Linked DNA regions of Homo sapiens: region 1 is linked to region 2. The links are chromatin loops, found by intact Hi-C in ENCODE. Cell type or tissue: OCI-LY7. All regions are shown on one strand.

Region 1 (2,500 bases), 200 kb after region 2:
TAAAGGCAATGGAATGTATGTAATATCCTACCAATATTTTTCCCTTTATAACTTTATTATATCATTTCCAGCCCTTAAGTAAACCATCACAGCACTTTCAGCTGGAATTTAAACGGGACGCTGGAACAAAATGTTTGTTACCCAGTGGCAAAGACAGTCAAGGAAAGAAACTGACTTGAAAAGGTGTGGTTAATAAGAAGCATTGAGAATCGTAGTCATGGCACTTTAGAGCTTGAAAAAGCCTTGGTTTCTGGTTGGAACATCTCCTATTTCCAGATGGGGAAACTGAGGTCCAGAGAGAGCCATCTTACCAGAGGTTAAACCAGTAGCAAAAGTAGGATGTGAAACTATGGCCCCGGCTTCCAAGTCCGTATGACTCACTCTTCAAAGGCCAGTCTGCTTAGCATGATCTCTCAGTCAAGTTTCTCTTCTGTTTCTCTCCCCTCTTCTCCAGGATGGCTACTTTTCTCATCGGCCGAAAGAGAAAGTGCGAACAGACAGCAACAACGAGAACTCTGTCCCCAAAGACTTTGAGAATGTCGACAACAGCAACTTCGCACCCAGGACTCAAAAGCAGAAGCACCAGCCTGAGTTGGCGAAGAAGCCACCGAGTAGACAGAAGGAGCTTTTGAAAAGGAAGCTGGAACAGCAGGAGAAAGGAAAAGGACATACATTCCCTGGGAAAGGCCCCGGTGAGGTGCTGCCTCCCGGGGACAGAGCCGCAGCCAACAGCAGCCACGGGAAGGATGTGTCCAGACCGCCTCATGCCAGGAAAACTGGGGGCAGCTCCCCCGAGACCAAGTATGACCAGCCCCCTAAGTGTGACATCTCAGGCAAGGAGGCCATCTCTGCCCTGTCCCGTGCTAAGTCCAAGCACTGCCGCCAGGAGATTGGGGAGACTTACTGCCGCCACAAGTTAGGGCTGCTGATGCCTGAGAAGGTGACTCGGTTCTGCCCCCTCGAGGGTAAGTTCCAACCCCGCTGGCTCAGAGAGGGATCTCCTGGCCACTTCCTCCTCCTGCCCAGCCCCATTCTGCTCACCTTCTCAGACCTTCTGAGAAAGGCCACCCTGTTTTCCAAACCCCAGATGAGCACACGAGATCTGATGTGTTCTAGTACTCCCTGAGTGTTGAAGTCTTGTATCAGAAAAATTTTGCAAAATCAGATTACCTTTTGTAGGTGCTTTAACCCATTGCCTTTATGGCAAAGGATGAAATTATAGTGAAATCGGGAGCTGATGTGATGCTGGCAGGAGCCAAGGGAGCTGTATTGATATGGTTTCGTTTCTCTTTCAGTAGAATATTGGGATTAGAATTGATATGAATATTATTGTAATTGATTATGATTTGAGAGGTTTCTAATTGGTTGCATTAACTTCAGAGGCTCTGTAACTTTCCGTTTTCCTTCATCAAAAGTTTCTTTCCCTCTTCTCTTCTCTTTCTTCCTCATATGTTTCCTGTTTCCCTCCTTCTTTCCTTCTCATTCCTTTATTTTCTTTCTCCCTTTTTCCTCCCTTCCTTCCTCATTTTCTTCCTGGTTTGTTTCTCCCTTTCCTTTTCTTCCCTCTTCTCATTCCCTTCCTTATTTTCCTCTCTTCCCCCTTCCTTCTTTCCTATTTCCTTTCTTCCTTATTTTAATTTTCTTTCTCTCTCCTTTCCTCTTTTCTTCCTATTTTCTTTCTTCCCTTCTACATTCCTTCCTGCTTTCTGTCCTCTTCTTTCCTAATTTTTCTCTCCTCCCTCCCTCCTTTCTTCTTTTCCTTCCTTCATTCTTTACTTCCTTCCTTCCTTCCTTCTTTCCACCTTTCCTTGCTCTTTGCTTTTCCCCTCCCTCTTTCCCTTCACTGGCACTCTTTTATGTGCGGATGACCTGATGATAAACCAGCTCTCTTGCTGAGACACGGAGGGATCCAAGCTCTGATCCAGAAATTCACAGGCAGAGTGGAGGGGCCATCTGAAGATGGGGAGTCCAGTTTCACTAGCGCATGTGCAATCGTGCCATTGATGTGTATTTCTTGGTAGTGATTTTCACCTTCTCTAGTGCCCTTGGAAGGGGAATGACAGCAGCCACAGGGGGCTGCTGAGGCTTCGCTGTGTGCTAGACACCGCACCAGGCTCTGTGCAGTCAATTTGTTTATCACATCCAACACTCTCTGAGGCTGATGCTGATGTCATGAGCCCAATTTTTTTCAGATGAGAGATGTAAAATCCCTCTCCCAAGGTCACATGGCCTTTAAGTGATCTTACAAGCTTACTGTTATGGCAGGAAATTTCGGACCCACTCAGAGTAGAGAGAACCCCAATGTACCATCACCCAGCCACGTGGTCGCTGTTTATTGACTCGTGGTCACTGTTGTTTAGGGCACGCCCCCTTCCCTCCCGCTAGCCCCTGCCACCATAGCTTACGATAATCCAGCCTCTGGGAGCACTCTTAAATTTTACTTTTTTCCTTGGAGAAGATATTCTCAAAATGTTTGTGAATTCGTTTGCTCAGTGGTTTT
Region 2 (2,500 bases):
TTCAGGTGGGGTGAGATGATATCTCACTGTGCTTTTGACTCACAGTTCCCTGGTGATTAGTGATGCTGTGCATTTTTTTATATATCCATTGGCCATTCGTATGTCTTCTTTTGAGAAATATCTGTTCAGCTCTTTTGCCTGTTTAAAAAATTGGACTACTTGTTTTTTTGCTGTTGAGTTGTTTGAGTTCTTTATATATTTTGGTTATTAATCCCTTGTCAGATGGGTAGTTTGCAAATATTTTCTTCCATTTTGTAGATTATTTAATTTGTTGATTGTTTGCCGTGCAGAAGCTTTGTAGCTTGATGTGATCCCGTTTGTCTATTTTTGCTTTTGTTGCCTGTGCTTTTGTGGTCTTACCCAAAAAAAATTCTTGCTCAGCGTCCTGAAGTGTCTCCCCAATGTTTTTTTCTCTAGTCGTCTCATAGTCTCGGGTCTTAGATTTAAGTCTTTAATCTATTTTGATTTGGTTTTTGTGTATGGTGAGTGATGGGGCCTAGTTTCATTCTTAAGTTTATCCATAGGTAATGGCTATCCCGTTTTTCCAGCACTACTTATCGAAGACTTTCCTTTCCCCAGCCTTTGTCAAAAATGAGTTGATATTAAAGTGTGGGTTTATTTCTGCGTTCTCTATTCTGTTTGCCAGGCACTGTTCTAAACCCTCTTTGTGCATGAACTCATTTAATCCTTCAAGCTGTGTACTATTATATTTTCAACAGTCAAGAATGGAAGTTGAAATTGGCTAGAGAGAGGAGTCTTGAATTCAGCTCTCTCTAACCAAGGGAGAAGCGGAGGAGGGGGCAAGAGGATATTGTTCAGGGTTCTTTGGCCGGGGACAATGGCCTTTCTTTCAACCACAACAGACTTCCTGCTGCTCCATTCCTTCAGACCGCTCTGTGGTTGGCCCACTGAGGAGCCCGCCACTTGTACCTGAGAGCCTGGGTCTGCAGCACACTGGAGAGTTACCTCAATAAACATGCAGTGCGGATCATCTTGCGGACACTTCCTTCCGCCTGCAACAGAAACTACCCGTTTGCCCGCAGATGCTCATCAGATGGTGCCCATGTGCTCTCTGGGTTCGGTTGCCCCCTTCCCGATTGGAAGCCAGAGGCATCACAAAGAAGATGGGTGTGGGGTGGGGTGTCACCTTAGCCCTGAACCTGGACACTGGCATTATTAGTGTCAGGAACTGCAAACCCAGACACCCTGCCAGATGAGGAAGGGGTGGGACCCATTCTCAAGCTTTGTGTGTGTGGACGAGGGTGTCTCATCTTTCAGGGCCACCTAGGGGCAATGAATGGATTTGTCCTGTCCCAGGCCTAGTTTGTCCCAGCCAGGTGACTACTGCTTATCTGGACATCTAATCCAGGCTAATGTGTCAGTGGATGCTAATGAGGTAATGTGGTAAGAGGCATTTGTTTCTCCTCCCAGGGCACGCTTTGCCATAATTTTTGGCCACAAGATGTGTGGTTTCAGTTTAAGATGAGTTTGTGGGGCAGAGAGGTTGATGCAAATGTTCCCTACCCAGGAGGCACAAACATTGCAACTATGGTGATGATGAGGTGCATTTATCGAATGCACCAAACACTGTGGAAGGACTAAAAAGACATGCTTTTATTGAATTCTTATAACATCTGGCAAGTTAAGAGCTATTATTTTCATTTCTGTTTTACTGATTGAAATAATGAAAACTAAGGCAATAAGTTGGATGAAAATTAAGCAGATGTGAAGTGTCCAAACTAGAAATTGAAGTTGGGTGGTGTCTCCAAAGGCTGTGTTCTCAGTCTACCCAGTTCAGAGTCAGTAAGTCCGTTGACTCTAGCCCCTCATTCTCCCCCTGCCTCCATCTATTTATGCATGCATTTGTCCACCCATCCATCCATCCATCCATCCATCAGTCCATTCATCTATTTGTCTAAGCATCCATCCATCCATCTATCCGTCCATTCATCCATCCTCTGTCCATTCATCCATCCATCTGTCCATCCATTTACCCATCGATCCATTCATCCACCTATCTACCCATCCTCCACTCCTGCAGTTAGAAGGTACCAGTCCCTGTGTCCAGCACTGGAACCACCTTGGTGAACAGGACCAATGTGCCTCCTGCCCTCCAGGAGGACCAGTCTAGCAGGCAAGAGTTAGAGCCCGTGCTGATAAGTGGCCGATCTCTAGGGAGATCACTCTCACATCCTAGCCTGGTTCATTGCCTATACCCTTTCCCATGGTGACCTCTTGAACACACAAGGGAGGTGTCCTCTGGGAAGGTCAGGGCAAGGAGTAAGTAGTATGATTCAGAGCCCTGGGAGCCCTGAGGTCTCTGCCATCCCAGAACTGTCCATGAGGCCTGGGCTGCTCTGCTCATGGGGCCCAAGCTCTTCTTCTTGTAGCTCATGAAACAACCCTGGAAATGATCCAGGGGAGCAGATGGGCAGATGCTGTGGGGCCTGGGAGGCAGGTCGTGTGATGTTGAGGAAGAAGACAGTGGTCTGACATCATC

What was found. A loop is a pair of places that touch in the nucleus more often than their neighbours do. Peaks named below come from ENCODE experiments on the same cell type or tissue, not always from the same donor. Only the 100,000 strongest peaks of a DNase experiment are listed, where the experiment ranks them.
Region 1: a loop joins it to region 2, with 3 times the contacts of the local background. A loop is called at or near these places in 4 of 110 quality-filtered maps.

Annotation. Positions count from the first base shown.
Region 1 is chr16:17,257,453-17,259,952 of GRCh38, reverse strand. XYLT1 (xylosyltransferase 1) reads left to right here. Exons shown (of 12, transcript NM_022166.4): 3 at 455-965. Among named protein-coding and RNA genes, the nearest start is that of XYLT1, 210 kb to the left of the region's middle. RefSeq lists enhancers at 243-642, 803-852. In OCI-LY7, CTCF peaks have their summits at 779 and 980 (motif pointing left); DNase peaks (open chromatin) are centred at 422 and 942; H3K4me3 peaks cover 1,025 bases; H3K27ac peaks cover 886 bases.
Region 2 is chr16:17,461,043-17,463,542 of GRCh38, reverse strand. All of the region lies in intron 1 of XYLT1 (xylosyltransferase 1), which reads left to right. LOC107987234 (a long non-coding RNA gene) reads left to right here. Exons shown (of 2, transcript XR_001752091.2): 2 at 1-2,500. Among named protein-coding and RNA genes, the nearest start is that of XYLT1, 8.7 kb to the left of the region's middle. RefSeq lists an enhancer at 1,369-1,418. In OCI-LY7, CTCF peaks have their summits at 1,116 and 1,319 (motif pointing left); DNase peaks (open chromatin) are centred at 2, 952 and 1,262; H3K4me3 peaks cover 2,500 bases; H3K27ac peaks cover 2,500 bases.